Linked DNA regions of Homo sapiens: region 2 is linked to region 1. A link is a loop called in an ENCODE intact Hi-C map of the cell type or tissue named here. Cell type or tissue: GM12878. All regions are shown on one strand. Links, peaks and the distances in the headings refer to the core of each region. The heading gives the core; the rest is flanking DNA. Region 1 overlaps DBF4 (DBF4-CDC7 kinase regulatory subunit). Region 2 overlaps ADAM22 (ADAM metallopeptidase domain 22).

Evidence for each region. Peaks named below come from ENCODE experiments on the same cell type or tissue, not always from the same donor. Only the 100,000 strongest peaks of a DNase experiment are listed, where the experiment ranks them.
Region 2: a loop joins it to region 1, with 7 times the contacts of the local background. A loop is called at or near these places in 27 of 110 quality-filtered maps.

The regions. Positions count from the first base shown.
Region 1 is chr7:87,882,443-87,891,558 of GRCh38, reverse strand. It overlaps DBF4 (DBF4-CDC7 kinase regulatory subunit), which reads right to left. Exons shown (of 12, transcript NM_006716.4): 3 at 6,401-6,580; 4 at 4,665-4,715; 5 at 4,161-4,230; 6 at 3,500-3,576. Among named protein-coding and RNA genes, the nearest start is that of DBF4, 11 kb to the right of the region's middle. In GM12878, for the core only: a CTCF peak has its summit at 6,339; a DNase peak (open chromatin) is centred at 4,469.
Region 2 is chr7:88,107,264-88,116,379 of GRCh38, reverse strand. It overlaps ADAM22 (ADAM metallopeptidase domain 22), which reads right to left. Exons shown (of 32, transcript NM_001324418.2): 5 at 8,122-8,204; 6 at 1,733-1,796. Among named protein-coding and RNA genes, the nearest start is that of SRI-AS1, 100 kb to the left of the region's middle. RefSeq lists an enhancer at 770-949. In GM12878, for the core only: a CTCF peak has its summit at 4,794 (motif pointing right); a DNase peak (open chromatin) is centred at 4,819.

The sequences.
Region 1 (9,116 bases), core at 2,861-6,860:
TCAATTTGACAACCAAGACACAATGGACAAATTCCTTGAAAAACAGACTACCAACATGCACTGAAGAGAAAATAACCTGAATTATCCTATATCTAATGAATAAATTGAATTCATAGTTAAGAATCTTCCAACAAAGAAAAATGTCAGGGCTAGATAGCCTTGCTAGTAAATTCTACCAAACATTTAAAGAAATAAAAACAATTCTATAAAAACTTCTCTGGAAAATAGAAACAGGAACACATATCAGTGTGTTCTGAAAATAGGATTAAACATTCCACTAAAACCAGACAAAGACATCAAAGAAAAAGACCAATATTCCTCCTGCACATGTATGTAAAAAATTCGACAAAATAAGTTTTGAGTAAACTGGAAAAAAAAAAAAAAAAGAAAAGCCCAAACCTCAAAGCACTTTAAATAAAGCAATGAGTAAAATACCTTTATCCAATTACCATATTTTAAATAAGATACATACTAATAAGAACATTTATGGGAACCTAATAAACATTTTGAAATTTATACATGTCCATTCAAGACTCTTAAATGTAATTTCACTAATTTTGTTTTAGTACTTGGCAAACTAAAAATTTTCCAGAAACATTCCTTTCTTATATACCAAAATAAAAATTTCCAGTATGAGTATCAATTCAACCAGATATAGATTCTGGACTATCAAGATATTTGGTATTATTATCATTTTTATTTTAGAAGAAAGATTAAGATCTGTTTCATAGCTATTTTATCTTTTCTTCGTTTTATGAGGGCTCCTACTGCATGGCACATAGCAGGCATTTAATATTTGTTACTACTGAAGGAATGATGAGGACTAAACTTGGTCTTTATGATGTTAATAATCTAGTAAATACTAGACTCAAGACACTGACTAGGCACTGAAACCAATTAAGTATCTTTCAAATCTTCCCCTCCCCTTTGTTATTGCCTTAAGCCAGGCCTTGAACATTTCTCAGGATCACTGACATAACATCCCAGAATGCTATCTATCCATCCATCCATTTATTTATTTATTTTGAGATGGAGTCTCACTCTGTCACCCAGGCTGGACTGCAGTGGGGGTGATCCCGGCTCACTGCTACCTCTGCCTGCCAGCTTCAAGTGATTCTCTTCTATCAGCCTTCCAAGTAGCTGGGATTACAGGCATGCACCACCACACCGGGCATTTTTGTATTTTTAGTAGAGATGGGGGTTTCACCATGTTGGTCATGCTGGTATCCTGACCTCGTGTGATCTGCCCACCTTGGCCTCCCAAAGTGCTGGGATTAGAGGCATAAGCCTCCATGCTTAGCCCCCAGAATGCTTTTTAAACTGCAAACTGTGACCTATCAGTAGGCTATAAAGTCAATTCAGAGTTGTGATCAATATTTTTAAGAAATGAAAATACCACAGAAATATTAATATCCACCACATTAAGGAGGGTAACTATTGTTCTATGAAACTTATTTCAGATATATATACACATATACATGAAGACAGACATAATTTGTGTATTCAGAGTCCATAAATGTCCTTATGAGTTTACATTTTTTTAAACATTTACTTCTATATACAATCCAAACAATCTGCTAAGTGTGGTAGAGGCAATTTATATGCCATTTAGCAAAGTCCAATACAGGAATATCCACTTATATTTTGTGAAAATTTGGAAATAGTCATTTAAATTTTTAACCCAGACCTATTATCTAATCCTTGTAATTCCTCATCCAAAGTTCTCAGATCTCTACTTTTATATTTCCCATTCACTTTTCAACCTACAAGGTATAAAACTTCTGACCAGTTTTCCAAATCATTTTTACACTTTGATTGATAGTTTTATTTAAATACTACTTTGTTGCTTTCTGCAAATTATCCTTATATAAACGTGAATTTATTAAAAACGAGAAATGCATAAAAAGTTTATGCAGCCTTATATACGGCATGTATATACCAAGTGGTCATCCTATAAAATGTATTCAGTAAAAAATGAGGGCTGGGTGTGGTTGCTTATGGCTGTAATCTCAGCACTTTGGGAGGCTGAGGCGGGTGGATAGCTTGAGCTCAGGAGTTCGAGACCAGCCTGGGCAACATGGCGAAACCCCGTCTCTACAAAAAATACAAAAACTAGCCAGGTACGGTGGCTCATGCCTGTAGTCCCAGCTACTTGGGAGGCTGAGGTGGGAGGATCGCTTGAGCCCGGGAGGAGGAGGTTGCAGTGAGCTGAGATGGCACCACTGTACTCCAGCCTGGATGACAGAGGGGGAGGGCCTGCCTCAAAAAAAAAAAAAAAAAATTGTTCAAGAGTTCAAAAGCCATTTTTCAGTCTTGCCAAATAATTCATTCTTTACTGTCAACCAGAAGATCTTTCCAAAATGACTATCCAATCAGGTTACTCTATTTATAATCTTTCCATAATTTTCCAAACTCTCCAAGATAAAATCTAACTCCTTTATATAGGGCAAGGTACTTTATAATCTTAACATGCTGGTTTTTCCAGCTTTATCTTTTGTCACTGGCACACTCAAAGATCAGGCTGTATTATGCTATACAAGATTTCTAAAATATGCCATCCTACTATGGCTTCATGTCTCTATATACACTCTTATCAGTTTATTATTTTTAGATCCCTGTCATTTAAATATTGAACAAAGGAAAAGTAGGCCACAAAAGAATGGTCTGAGAAATATGAAGAGATCAGGAGAAAGCTAAGAGATGAAATTTCAGAAGAGAATAGAAAAGTTTAAGGAAGAAATGGACAACAGCTGAGAGAACCAATATGACTGGGTTTAAAAAGTATCAAAATGATTTGGAAAACTGGTCAGAAGTTTTATACCTTGTAGGTTGAAAAGTGAATGGGAAGTATAAAAGTAGAGATCTGAGAACTTTGGATGAGGAATTACAAGGATTAGATAATAGGTAGGTAGGGATGTGGGATCAAGGGAGGTTTTACTGTATTTGTTTTAAAGGATGGAAAAAGCCTGAAACTGTATAGATGCTTCAAAGAAGCAACAAGGAAAAGGAAAGGGACTGAAGATAATGGGAACATTAGGTTTAACAGAACGTTAACAACCAATGTGGTTGTTTAACAAGTATTTCAAGGTCAGGCCAGTTAGCTATGCTAAAACGAGATTTTGTTATACCATTTAGAGCAGTTGAAAAGGATAGTACATATTTATATTCCAAAAAGAAGTACATTACTTACATTAGGAACGTTTATACAACAGGCTGATTTTAGTGATTTTTCTACAGAATAAATAAAAGTACCTGTTACAAAACAGCAGTAACAAAAGGGGGCTGAGGAAGCGACCTATGCCACTATTCCAGGAACAACTTTTACCTGGTGAGTACAACCCTAAAGTTAAATGACACTCGATTTATTTGAATAACAGAAACAGGCACATCATACACAGGCTTGCCCCTAGGATATTTTCTGCTTGGGAGGAAAACTTTGCAAATACGTAAGTAAAAAAACCAAGCTTGGTCACTTTAAAAATTGAAAAAGAAAACATACCCCATCTCTTACTGAAGTACTTGATTTCTTGAGTAAATACAACTCTTTTTTCTTTTGTTCAATGTAGTATCTAATGTCTTTATTAAAAGAAAGAAGGTTTTAAGATTAGCAATTTTACTCTTGGAGTTAAACAGTGATATTTTCTTGTAGTTAAATTAGATAAAGAATTTACCATTATAGGTATCTCTTATGCTATGGTCTGAATGTTTGTCTCCTCTAAAACTCATGTTGAAATTTAACCCCCAGTGTGACAGTACTTACTGAGAGATGGGACCTTTAAGAGGGAATTCATGGATTAATGGGTTATCATGGGAGTGGACCTGATATCTTTATAAAAAGAGAAAGAGAGACCTGAGCTAGCACACTCAGCCCCTCACCATGTGATACTCTGTGCTGCCTCAAGACTCTGCAGAGTCTCCACCAACAAGAAGGCCCTCACCAGATGCAGCCCTTTGACCCAGGACTTCTTAGTCTCCATAACTGTAAGAAATAAATTCCTTTTCTTTGTACATTACCCAGTTTCAGGTATTCTGTTATAAGCAATAGGAAACAGATTAAGACATCCCTGCTATCAAAATTTCACTATGTAAAGTCAGGAACCAAAGGACAGACATGGACACTTAAAACAAATACTGTCAAAAAACAATTATAAAATCCTTACCATCAATATGAAGAATTTTTACTCCCCATGACAAGGCATTTGATAATATACTATTTGAAGGAATAAAATCCTGTAAAAAAAAAAGTTTTATGGTTGTTCTAGGAAATTATTTAAGATGAGCTAAATTTTAATAAAAATTCAATTATTTGAAGTTTAATGTCACTAAGGCAGTTATTTGTAACAGACCCTATAGAGTTACAATAGCTAGGACATCAAGATTTTCTATAGAATTCCTAAAATCAATCCCACTTTATACCCACATCCTTGGTAATTTAATGAAAACTATAAGGCAAGTTTTAAGTTTCCAGTAATATTTTAAAAGGCCACAAGATGGGGATGTTTCTACATGAAAAGTAAGTTCTTTACTTTGTAAAATAAAATATATGCTGAGATTCAGGTTTTTGCCTAAAAATGTGGAAAGGAAAATTTCAAGAATATCTGTAATTTCCAGTTGAGTTTTTAATAACAAAATGTACAATGTGAATCTTTATAGTTCCTACTTACATGGTCCTTGATAGCTTTTTCAACTAATAATTTTCCTCTGCTTAAACACACCTATAAAAAGACCAGAAAAATTTAAAACATAGTGCTTAACTGGAGAACAGGTTAAAAAGGTAAAGCAGCTAAGAAAAGAGAACTTTTGGGTCTCATATTAAAAAGTTTCTCTTTTTTGGGTGACCTCTTTGGTTTTGTAGTAAATTCTATTCAACATGAAAAATAAAATAGCTAGGTTTCACTGGAATTCTTTATAATTAATTGGCTTACATTTTAGTTCCTATTAAATCAGAGATTTCAGAAAAACAATAAATTTTATATACTGTTTTCACATGTTATTTCACCTTTTTTTTTTTTTTTTTTTTTTTGGAGACAAAGTCTTGCTGTGTCGCTCAAGCTAGAGTACAGTGGTGTGATCTCAGCTCATTGCAACCTCTGCCTCCCGGGTTCAAGTGATTCTCCTGCCCCAGCCTCCCAAGTAGCTGGGACTACAGGCACGCACCATCATGCCCGGCTAATTTTTGTATTTTTTTTAAGTAGAGATGTGGTTTCACTATGTTGGCCAGGCTGGTCTTGAACTCCTGACCTCGTGATTCACCCACCTCAGCCTCCCAAAGTGCTGGGATTACAGGCGTGAGCCACCGCACCCAGCCGTTACTTCACTTTTTAAATAAAGTACTAGGAAAACTCGTTGAAATGCCATAACCAACAATTATTTTGGAATCGCTGGTGTATTGTCTCCTTGCTCCAAAAAAGCATTAACTCAGAGAATGCATGGTCCTTTCTTGATCTCTTTTCCATTCTTTCTTCTATGTATTGTATCTCTTTTTTCAAGTGATAGCTCCTTTCTGACTCATTTCTTCTGTTTTCTCCTCATTTTCCTTAATTTTCAAATGGCTATAATAGGTAAGTCGAGGAGAATATTGTAAAATAATAACTTAATTACACTTCAACCTAAAAACTGAAATAAACATTTTATCTCTCATTTGATCCTATCCCACCTCACACCCAATTAAATCAATTTAATTTGTCTTTCCTTGCATCTTTCAATTTACTGGCCATGGAGTGGTAGGGATGTGATTTCAATAATTCTAGAATAGGGGCTGGCAACCTTTTTATGCAAAGGACCAGACAGTACACATTTTAAGCTTTGTTGGCCATATGGTCTCTACAGCAACTATTCAATTCTGCCTAAAACACAACAACTACAGATTATACCTAAACAAACAGGTATGGCTGTGTTCCAATAAAACATTATGACAATGAAATCTGAATGTCATAAAATTTCTACTTGTCACAAAATATTCTTTTGATATTTTTACACAACTATTTGAAAATGTAAAAACCATGCTTAACCTGCAGGTTGTACAAAAAAGGCAACAGACTAGATTTGGCCCATGGGCCAGAGTTTGCTGACCCCTGCTCTGAAAATTAAAAAGGTTTCTATTTCTTCTTCAAAGAATGATCTGCTCTTAACTTTTTAGTTGTAAATTATTCTAAAAACTACACGCCATCCCTAAATACAAGGGTATACCTAAGCAATCAGAGTATGATTACACAAGAACTATTAGGAAAAACCCACCTTCCTAAAAGACAGCAACTTTATTGAGGACTAGAGAGCCACACATCATGTGGCTTTGCAAATGTTCTACATAAGTAAACTCTACTGCCACCTTGCTATTAAAAACCAGGAGATCTTCAGGATATAGCCCTTCTGAGTCTCAAAGCATATTTAAGAGACTTACTGTGTCTGGTGACTTAAATGAACTTCCATCATGGCTGGGATGAGGTGAAGTGGTTTCTGCAGTATATGCAGATTCTGGACTTGGTACAGGAGAAATTCGACCCAAGGTTTGTGCAAATTTAGCTTCCTTCTTATTTGAAATAAGATAACTGATATCTTTGCTGAGAAATTCTTCAACTCGCTAGAAGAGAACAAAGTATTTTTATTTATAAATTTGTTTTAAGAAACACGGTCTCACTGTGTTATCCAGGCTAGAGTGCAGTGGCACAATCATAGCTCACTGCAGCCTCAACCCCCTGTTCTCAAGTGATCCTCCCGCCTTGGCCTTCTGAACAGCTGGGACTATAGGCACATGCCACCAAGGTATTTTCAACTAGGTCATAAAAACCATAAACTGTTTCATATGCCAAGCACAGTAAAAAATTTCAATTTGATGCAATTATTTCGTAAATTGGTGGTTTTTATACTGTATTTTTCTGAACCTAGATCTCTGAGGAAGTATAAGAGCTCCTATAACAGCACAACAGCAGCATGTGCTGGATACTATTCTTAAATACTTTATATATGTTAATTAACTTAATCTATGGAACAGCCTCATGATACTATCTACATTTTCTGCAGGATAAAAAGTGAAGAGAGGTGACTTGCTTAATGTTACCCAGTAGCAAATAATATAATTTGAACATAGGCATTCTGACTCAAGCCCATGATCTAAAGCAGCAGTGTCCAATACAACTTACCAAAGCATTTGAAATGGCCTTGGTAGTGTGATTAAGCCACTGAATTTTTTGTTTCTTAAGAGATGGGGTCTTGTTATGTTGCCCAGGTTGGCCCTGAACTCTTGGGCTCAAGAGAGCCTCCTACCTCAACCTCCCAAGTACCTGAGAGTACAGGCACACACTACTGCGCCTAGCTCAAGCCACTGATTTTTAAATTTGATTTTAAAGACTTTAAATTTAATAGCCACATATCACTAATGGTTACCATAGCAGACAATACAAGTCTAAATCAATCATTATTACACCTTCCCTTGAGGCTTCAACTTACAGGATGGAGGGAACCTTTACGCTTAAGAGTGTAAGACTGTTTGAATAGAATTTCTTTACTAAAATGTTTGAAAACCACCGCCTAAGTATCTGAATTTACTTATAAAGACATGTACCAAAGTGAAGGTTATTAAAGATCGCCAGGGTCAGGAAAATAAAAATAGGGAGAAGTAAATACTAAGTAGAATTACTAATATTATTAGAAAAATACATAGTATAAATATGTATACTATAAATACCCACTAAGCAGAAGTAAACTGTGAATCATTAATAAGCAGTAACAATTTACATCCATGAAAGACTTCTCAGAATATTTTAAATAGCTGTATCTATTTTCTATAGGATCCCACACTATAAATGATAATAAAAATGAAGTGTGTAACAGATAAGTTAACTTCATCTAAGCATTAAGCAGCATTTGCTACTGAGACCAGTGGCCTCCTTGGTTAAGTGCAAATCATTTCTTTTCCGACCAACATTCATTTTCATTGAACAGTAAATAATGTACCTACATTTATTTATTCCAGGGATTAGACTCAAATGCCTATAAGGGCCAGGCAATAATACAAATAATTCACACATCAAATACTGCCTTCATTTTCATAAATATGAGGCCCTAATAATGTCAGAGGTTCTAATTTTTCATAAGAAACCCGATCTCCTATACACTTTTATTGTGATAAATATAAAATTAGCCATTTTAACCATTTTTAAGTGTACAATTTAACGGCAGTAAGTACACTCACATTATGCAACCATCACTACTAAAACATTTCTATAACTTTTCCATGATCCCAAACTGAAAGTCTGTACCCATTAAACAGTAACTCCTCATTCCTCATTTTTCCCAGCCCCTCATAACCTTTATTCTACTTTCCATCTCTGAAATTGGCTATTCTAGATAACTCATATAATGGAATCCTACATTTGTTCTTTTGTAACTGGCTTCCTTCACTTAGCACGTTTTTTGTGGTTCACCCATGTTGTAGCATGTATTAGAATTTCATTCCTTTTTAAAGCTGAATAATATTCTATTGTATGTATATACAACCTCTTCTTTATCTATTTACTTGTTGGACATTAAGGCTGTTCACACTTTTTAGCTATTGTGAATAATAAATATCTTTGAGACCCTGCTTTCAATTATTTTGTATGTATAGCCAGAAATGGAATTGCAAAATCATATAGTAATTCAATTTTTTACTTTTTTCAGAAACTACCCATACTATTTTGTATGGTGGCTATATCGTGTTACACTACCACTCAGAGTGCACAAGGGTTCTACTTCTTCAAATCTTTGTTAACACTTGTTATTTTTCTGGTTAACAGTAACCATCCTAACAGGTGTTAAGTGATTACTGATTGACATTTCCCTAATGATTAGTGACGTTGAACATTTTTTCATGTACTTATCTGCCATTAGTATATCTTTTCTGAGTAAATGTCTTTTCAGTTCCTCTGCCCATTTTTAAATTGGGCCATTTGTCCTTTTGTTCTTGGGTCACAGAAGTTCTTTATATAAGTATTCTGGATATTAATCCCTTAGCAGATGTACAATTTGCAAAGATTTCCTGCAATTCTGTGCGTTCTTTCACTCCTGAAAATGTCCTTTGAGGCACAAAAGTTCTTAATCCTGATGAAGTCCAATTTCATACTTTTCATTTGTTGCAC
Region 2 (9,116 bases), core at 3,088-7,087, 220 kb before region 1:
AGGCAGACTACAGAGCTAACAATCTTCATAGTATTGGGGAGCAGGATGCCTGGTATAAGTAAATGTCCAAAGTGGACCCTGTTCTGAAATTCAAGTGTCATACAAGCTATATGAAAAAGCAAGAGATAAAAAGTCACATTTTTCTTCTAAAAAGTTAATAAACACTCAAATATAATTTCATCTGGCTTCATCCAATTACTAAAAAAAAAAATTAGAATGTCATAGTCCGGTTTCATATTATCTTAAAAAAATCATACTGTCAAGCAAAGTGACAAGACAGGCAGCAGTGGGTACCCATAAAATAATACACAATACAGAGAATTTCCCAAACAAGATGGTTTATGGGTGACAAAGCCATGCATGTTTCTTGGAAGAATTTGCCTCTCTGCTTAAGCAATGTTGTGTAATACGAGGAAGAACATTTGTATGTACAGAGCTAGAATGAAAGTGTATTATGTTTCTGTGTAGTCTATAATATTAATTCAACTTCTTCTAATTTGTGGGAAATGAATGTTTCAGCTAAAGTGAGAGACAGGATTAAGATGACTCAGGTTTCTCTAAACTTCATCAGCATAGAGCCTTAAAAGCAATAGACAATAGAGAAAAATCTGGAATCTAGAAAAGAGAGGAGGGGTGAAAAATCACAGCTCTGTGGATTTGATTTGTTGTGGACTGAATGTGTGTGTGTCCCCAGACTTCTCATATTGAGGCCCTGGCACCCAGGGTAATTTTGTCTGGAGATAAGGCCTGTGAGGAAGTGATAAATGTTAAATGAGGTCATAAGGGTGAGATCCTTATTCAGTATAGCTGGTACCCTTATAACAAGTGGAGACAACCAGAGTTCTCTCTCTCTCTCTCTGCCATGTGAGAACACAGTGAGAAGGCAGCCATCTGCAACTCAAGCAAAGAGCCCTCACCAGATGTCAACCCTGATGGCACCTTGGACTTTCAGTGCCCAGAACTGAGATAAAGTTTCTGTTGTTTAAGCCACCCAGTCTACAGTATTTTGTTATGGTAGCCAAGTCAAACTAAGACAGATCATAACACATTAGGGTTGAGATGGAAATAGAGATTTCAGAACACCTCAAAGGGAAAGTATTATATTTCCAATATAAAAGAGAAAGAAACAAAAGAAATTTTTTGTTTGTTTGTTTGTTTGTTTTGGAGACGGAGTCTCATTCTGTCACCCAGGCTGGAGCGCAGTGGCAGGAGGTTCAAGCAATACTTCTGCCTTAACTTCCCAAGTAGCTGGGATTACAGGCGCATGCCACCACACCTGGCTAATTTTTGTATTTTAGTAGAGACGGGGTTTCACCAAGTTGGCCAGGCTGGTCTCTAACTCCTGACCTCATGCCCACCTCTGCCTCCAATAGTGCTGGGATTACAGGCATGAGCCACCACACCTGGCAAGAAATTTTTTAAAAAACACTTGTGGTTTTGACTTACTCAATATTTAGTTTAAAATATACAGACAGTCCCCAACATACATGTTTTTGACTTTATGATGCATTTATCAGGGTATTAAATACGTTTTTTACTTATAATATTTTAACTTATGATAGGTTTATCAGGACATAGACCCATCATAAGTTGAGGAGCATCTGTACATATGTTTACTATCTTAACCCTAAAAAATATAAAAATGAAATAAAGTAGAGATAAAAAAAGGAGAGGAAAAAAGCTCTCAGCATAAACATTTCCATTTGCCACAACAAACAGAAGGAGCACTTACTTGAGTAGTGTCATTTTCTTCTGGCTCAATGAGATATGTGTGGTTCCCGTCATAGAACATCCCACTGCCAACGACAAAAAAATAATTAGGCATGGCCATCGACTCTCATCCCAGAACAAGATCATTTTAAAATCAGCAGCAGCCAGAGGGCCCATTTGCTTCTCAATGCCCATTTCCCAGTCCCATCCATCACCTCCAGACACACCACACACACCACTGAGAGGGAAGGCCCCTCCTTCTGATTCCTTATAGGTAGAGTCACCTCATCCTCACCTGACCCCATGCTCAGGATTGCCATGCTCTAGCTGTTGCCCATCACTTCTTCCTCTAACATAGAATTCCAAGATTTTCATATGCAAAAAGTCATCTGGAGAGCTAGTAAAAACGCAGCTCTTTCAGGACTCTCCTCAGATTTATGGACTGGAACCCAGGAAATTGCATTTTAAATAAGCTCCAGGTGATCCTGATGCAGGTTTTCAGGGACTATACTGAGAACGCCCGACCTACCATAAACATGGAAGATGCTCTAGTAACAAGAGCTAACACATTTGAACAACTTGCCACAAGCTAAATACTTTACACTCATTTAATCTTTTCCACAAATCTACAAGAGAAGTACAACGACTATCCTTATTTTATAAGTAAGGAAACTGAAACCCAAAGAGATAAAGTAACTTGCCAAATTATTTAACCAGTAAGAGCAGAAATAGGAACAGAGCCCAGACAGATGGGACCACGAACTGCCCATTTGCAACCTGCTACCTACCTCCATTCATGCATTCCTTCATTCAATCAGCGTGTTTACAGAGCACCTACAATGCACTGTTCTAGGTGCTGGGGATACAATAGCAAACAAAACAGACCAATTCTCTGTCCTTGTGGTGCTCATAAGTATTCTAGGACTTACTATATATATATATATATATATATATATATATATATATTTATTTATTTATTTATAATATATATATTATATATATATATACACACACACATACACATACATATGACAGTGATAAGTTCTAGGGAAGAAAATAATCAGGTGAAGGGCAATAAATGGTGCCAGAGGGTCTTGGGGGCCATACTAGGTGGGCACTTCCTAGGGCCTTGGCTTTTACTCTAAGAGAGATGAAGAGCCACTGCAAAGTTCTAAGCAGATGGGAAATACAATCTTTCTTAAGTTTTATAATGATCATGCCAGATACTATGTTACAATAATTTTTAGCACAGCAAGGATAGAAGCAGGGAAGTTACTGCAATAATCCAGGCGAAAGAAGATGCTGGCTTAGATCAGAGCAGTAATAGTAGAGGTGGTGAGAACTGGTCAAATTCCAGATATATTTTGAAGGTACAACCAGTAGGATTTACTGATGGATTTGAAACAAAGTACGTAAAACAGAGAAGAGTTAGTGAAGACTCCAAGTTTTGACCTGAGCAACTGGAAAAATGGACATGTCATTTAACAAGATAAAAAAAGAGGTAATGGAGTGAGACCCTGTCTCAAAAAAAAAAAAAAAAAAAAAAAAAAGAGGGCAGGCAGGGGGGATGCAGAAAGAACTTTTCGGGATGGGCCTAGGGAAGCAGGAAGCAGAGGGAAGGATGCAAATCCTTTAAGAGTTCAGTTTTGAGCTGGGCATGGGGCTCACATCTGGAATCCCAACACTTTGGAAGGCCAAGGCGGGGGGAAATCACATGAGGCCAGGAGTTTGAGACCAGCCTGGGCAACGTAGTGAGTGGCAAGACTCTCTCTCTACAAAAAATTTTTAAAAAGTTAGCTGGGCCTGGTGATGCACACACCTGTAGTCCCAGCTACTTGGGAGGCTGAGGTGGGAGGATCACCTGAACCCAAGAGTTCAAGGCTGCAGTGATTGATGATTGTGCCACTGTACTCCAGCCTGGGTGACAGAGCAAGACCCTATATTTCTTTAAAAATAAAAAATTCCATTTTGGACCTCGTAGGCTGGGGGTGGCTACCAGCCATCTGAGAAATCCTCTGGAGAGCACTTCAATATACAAATGGCCTCAGCTCCCACTCAGACAGATTCTGATAGCTGCTGCTTTTAGAAGAACATGATCCTTTTACTGAGATCAGGCCCTTTATGATGTTAAAGAAACTTGTCTTATCATTCAGGCATCTGAGGGTAGCAAAGCTATGAGCTGTAGTAATTTTTTAGTTTTTGGTAGAAATGATTATGTGACAGCCAAGCTCCTAAACATAAACTAGTATTTGTCTTTCATTGAAGATTTAGTGAAATTGGTGAAATTCCATGAGCTATAATTATAATGGCCTCCAAGTTCTGCCTCTATCCAAATTCTTTCATTCCTGCTATAACATCTTCCACATGTCCTCAACTTCTATATACTCACAGAATGATTATTCTCACAGCTGCACTGTTTTCAGCCACATGTACTTTCTGAATTTGGATGACATTCTATTTGGAATTTAAACATAAACAGATGCAGTTTGTAAGACATTACTGACAATATGTGCCCAAGGAGTCAGAGGGGGAGCCTTTCAAAAACGTAGACCAAATATGGCAGGGAGTATCTCTCTACCCTTGCTGAGAACTAGCCATATCCATCCAGAAAGTCATATGAAACCATCATAGTTTGCCAAAATTCACGTGGCAACACCAACAAAGTAGCAAGCAGATTATTTTCTTAAAATAGTACTGAGTGTTATTTATCCTTATACTAGGTTAATGTCCAATGAGAAAGTCATTTTTTTATTGGACTTAAACATCATGTAGGCAATATGAAGACAACAGATTCTGACACTATCTGTATCTCAGAAGACTCTAGATTGCTATATGATAATATGCCATTATTAATTCCTTAATAATGAAAAAATACATGTGTTTTATATGCTTTGAGAACTGAAATATTTTTGTTTTACTTATATAAATCCTAATTTTTATATTGAGTCCATAACAGTATACTTGATAAAAACCTATAGCTAAGACCAAGTCGTCACAGACCAATTGAGCTAAAATTTCAAAAGGTTGTATCAAAATAAGATTTTGAAATGAAAAAGCCATTCTTACAAATTTCCACAAGAGGGCAATAAACTCAAACTTAACTCCGTGCTTTAAGGTTCCCACAGTAACAAGATTTTTGCATTAACACCAAACACACCAAGATCAAAACATTGCCTATTAGTCCTTTGACTCCAAACAAATGTGACCTTGCAGGTTCTTTATGGGAAAGATATACGAATCTGATTTTCCCTTATTTATATTATTGAACTGAATTTAATAAATCAAAAATGAAAAAAAAAACAGTACGCACTTGGTAATTTATAAAGGATGAGTCATGGATGACATAATATATCTCATATCTAAACCACTGTAATTGGGACAACATACATTATTCAATATTTCATAACATCCCCCCAAAACATTTCTTCCAGAAAGTAAAGTCAAGATGAGAAGCAATAATTACTAAACAACAAGATGATACAAGGTTATATTTATCCTATGTGCTCATAAAAGTCTAAGAAAGCCTAAAATGGTCATACACAATTCTGACAATGTTCCAAGACACACGATAGGTTTTCTGTTTATTTTTATTTAGTTTTAAATAAAAACATTCTTAAAAGGAGATATAAAATTTACTTAATTAAAATAACCCTGTAATCTCAGCACTTTGGGAGGCTGAGGTGGGCGGATCACGAGGTCAGGAGTTCGAGACCAACCTGGCCAACATGGCAAAACCCCGTCTCTACTGAAAATACAAAAATTAGATGGGCATGCTGGCAGCCACCTGTAATCCCAGCTACTCAGGAGGCTGAGGCACAAGAATGGCTTGAACCTGGGAGGCGGAGGCTGCAGCGAGCTGAGATCATACCACTGCACTTCAGCCTGTGGGACAGAGTGAGACTCTGACAGAAAAGAATGAACAAAAGAAAGAATGAATGAACGAACGAACAAATGAACGAATGAATGAAAGAACAAAAGAAAAGAAAAAGAAAAGAGAAGAGAAAAGAAAAAAAAGAAAAGAAAAGAAAAAAGAAAAGTGGGCATGGTGGCTCATGCCTGGGATTACAGGGGTGAGCCACCGTGCCCGGCCTAAAAGTTATTTTTCAATCCTTCTTTACAAGACTATAGTAGGATTAGTAACAGGTATCATTCTTAGGTTCTCAGGTCCATTTATAGCCCTTAGAAGGCACAAATATCTTCTCTCTGATTCTCACAACATTGAGTCCATTTGGAAAACCAGAAGGCAGACTGGAACGAGTACTGAGAAAGATGCTGACACTAGGACTTTGGATTGAGATTTTAAGAGAGAGAAAAGGGGAAAAAAAACACTTCATTTTTTACCCCCAATATACACTTGCTGTCACAAATGTGAACAGGTCTCACTGTACTATTCCTAGGTGACAGATGTGCTTGTCTTGAGCTCAGATGTAACAATTTTACTGCTGAAAAGGACTTCAATGTTTCTTTTTCCTAATAAGAAAACAGAGACTGTCTGATATTAAGCATGGATTCCATGTTTGTAAAAACCTCTTTCTTCAAATAATGTATTTAAAGTAAATAAATGTACACCTTTATTCACAGTAGTCTTTTAGCACAAACAAGGAAATGGAAGTCTTCCATGCTCTCAGACACATGGCCTCCTGTCTCTGGTTATTTAACTTACACTTATATTCTTTCCTTTCTGCCTAATATGCTTATTCCCAGATCCTGACCAGAGGTGTCACTCAGGCAGACTAGCTAGATTTTCTGGCCGTGTCCATTAGCTCTCTTTCCTAGATTTAAGATCTGTCAGTGTAACCCTCTCCCTTGGATAGGCTATTCCAACCTATTGCACTCCACTGTCTTCAGGTGGCATGTTTCCAGAGCCCTTAGGTGCCACCTGTTCTTCGGTGACAATGCTTAGCTTGCATTTTTCCCAGTTTTGTTTTTTTTTTTTTCCTCTCTCTCTCTCAAAAAAAAAGCAAATATACCTATCATGTTCCACATCAGGAAATGGGCTAGATTTGGCCTCCTCATGAGACTGTGAGCTCCCAGGACTTGTGTTTCAATCGCCTTAATATTCCTAGGGCTGGCACACAGGAGACACCCAGTAACTGCTTGTTAGATGAAAAGCCACATCTCTAAGATGGTAACAAAAAGGAATTATTTTAAAGTTTCTCAACGAAAATTTAACAAAATTAAAGTGCTGGATTGTTCTGTGCCAAAAAGTAAAACAAACAAGAAGGAAATGAAACGATTTAGTTAAAAGAGAATGCTGAGGAATGACACGGTAGCTTTATAAGGGGTTACAAAACAAGTAAGAAACAACCACCTGTGCATTATCATTATCGACAGGATGGAGGAAGTGGATGTATTCCCATGTTAAACATCAGCAAACATTATTTGATAGAGAAGGTTATGAGAAAGGAAGCAAGGCCTTGAGGAAGGATGAACTTTGTTCCTCGGAGATCTCTGAGAAACGACAGACCCTCCCACAGATTTGCTATGAATTAGGTGGGATTCAGGCTGAAAAAAAGGGGCAAAGACATATGAGCTCTTGAGATCACTAGCAGCCTTTTCTCTTTGTGTAAGGAGTCAGGCGTTTCCATTTACTGAAACTGCTATTATTTGACAAAAATATAAAAACTAATATAAAGAAGGAGTAGGGAAGAATATCAAGGGGCTAAACATCCACAGAAACAGACACCAAAGTTAACCCAAATCACTCCTGTCTGAATTTGGATGAAACTAGAAAAATGCTTCAAATATCATTTTAAGGTATCATTGTGAAATTCAAAAGCCTCTGTTTTCTGCAGCTCTAATTTTATTTAATTTTTTTGAGATGGAGTCTAGCATCTCCTTAAAGTATGCTTATCTTTTTTCTTGACAATATATATTTTTTCTTTCTTTTGCAAAATGTAGGACTTTTCTTTCTTTCTTTCTTTCTTTCTTTATTTTTTTTGAATCAGAGTCTCGCTCTATCCCACAGGCTGGAGTGCAGTGGCATGGTCTTGGCTCACTGCAACCTTCACCTCGCAGGTTCAAGTGATTCTCCTGCCTCAGCCTCCCGAGTAGCTGGGATTACAGGTACCTGCCACCATGCCCGGCTAATTTTTGTATTTTTAGTAGAGACAGGGTTTCACCATGTTGGCTGGGCTGGTCTCGAACTCCTGACCTCAGGTGATCTGCCTGCCTAGACCCCCCCAAAGTGCTGGGATTATAGGCATGAGCCACCACGCCCGACCATTTGCAACCCTAATTTAAAAATCTGCTTGGTTTATAAAATACAAAAGAGAAAAAAAAAATCAGATCCATCACCAATTTAAAGTCATTTCTTGACACAAAATAGGGATATCTACTATAGTGCATTCATAATAAAGAAAATAAATTATTGAAAAAACAAACAGTAAAAATAACTTTTTGAACACTTACTGAAGTCCGTGGCATGTTGACAATGCAACAAATGAGTCAGGGTTTCCTCGGATATGGCCCTGGTAGTAACAGTGCTCTCCTCCCTGAAAACAGAAATAAAGAATGTAAGTCTTTGCATCACAAGGAGAATCAGCTGCTTCATTTCACAGGAGGTTTCTACTCACAATGCACCTCCACATCTAGAACTCTGCATGATATTTCATTATTCAGATTAGCATTATCAAATCTTTTCTAACAGAATTATTCATAAACACTCTGAGTGAGCTGACTCTAAATCAAAATTCAGGGAAATAAAAGTTGACTTGACCTTTCTTTTATGTAGGTGATATTAGAGGAACAAAGAAAGAGATATTGAAATACACATGGGGAGTCAGGCACAGTGTCTCATGTCTACAATTTCAATGCTTTCAGAGGCGAGGCAGGAGCATCACTTAAGGCCAGAAGTTCAAGACCAGCCTAAGCAACATAGCAAGACCCTGTCTCTACAAAAAAAAAAAAAATTGAAATTAGCTGGATGTGGTGGCATGCACCTGTATTCCTAGCCTCTTGGGAGGTTAAGGCAGGAGGATCATTTGAACCCAGGAGTTTGAGGCTGCAGTGAGCTGTGATTGTGCTACTGCACTCCAGCCTGGACAAAAAGAGTGAAATTCTGTCTCAAAAGAAAAAATGACAAAAAAAGAAAAGAAAGGAAATACATATGTGACCCTTGCACCAAAGTTTAATCATCTGCTTTCCTAGTTATAAGAAATTCAACCATGGGCCAGGTGCAGTGGCTCATGCCTCTAATCCCAGCACTTTGGGAGACTGAGGTGGGTGGATCCCTTGAGGTCAGGAGTTCCAAACCAGCCCAGCCAATATGGTGAAACCCTGTCTCTTCTAAAAATACAAAATTAGCTGGATGTGGTAGTGCATGCCTGTAATCCCAGTTACTCGGGAGGCTGAGGCAGGAGAATCGCTTGAACCAGGGAAGTGGAGGTCGCAGTGAGCTGAGATGG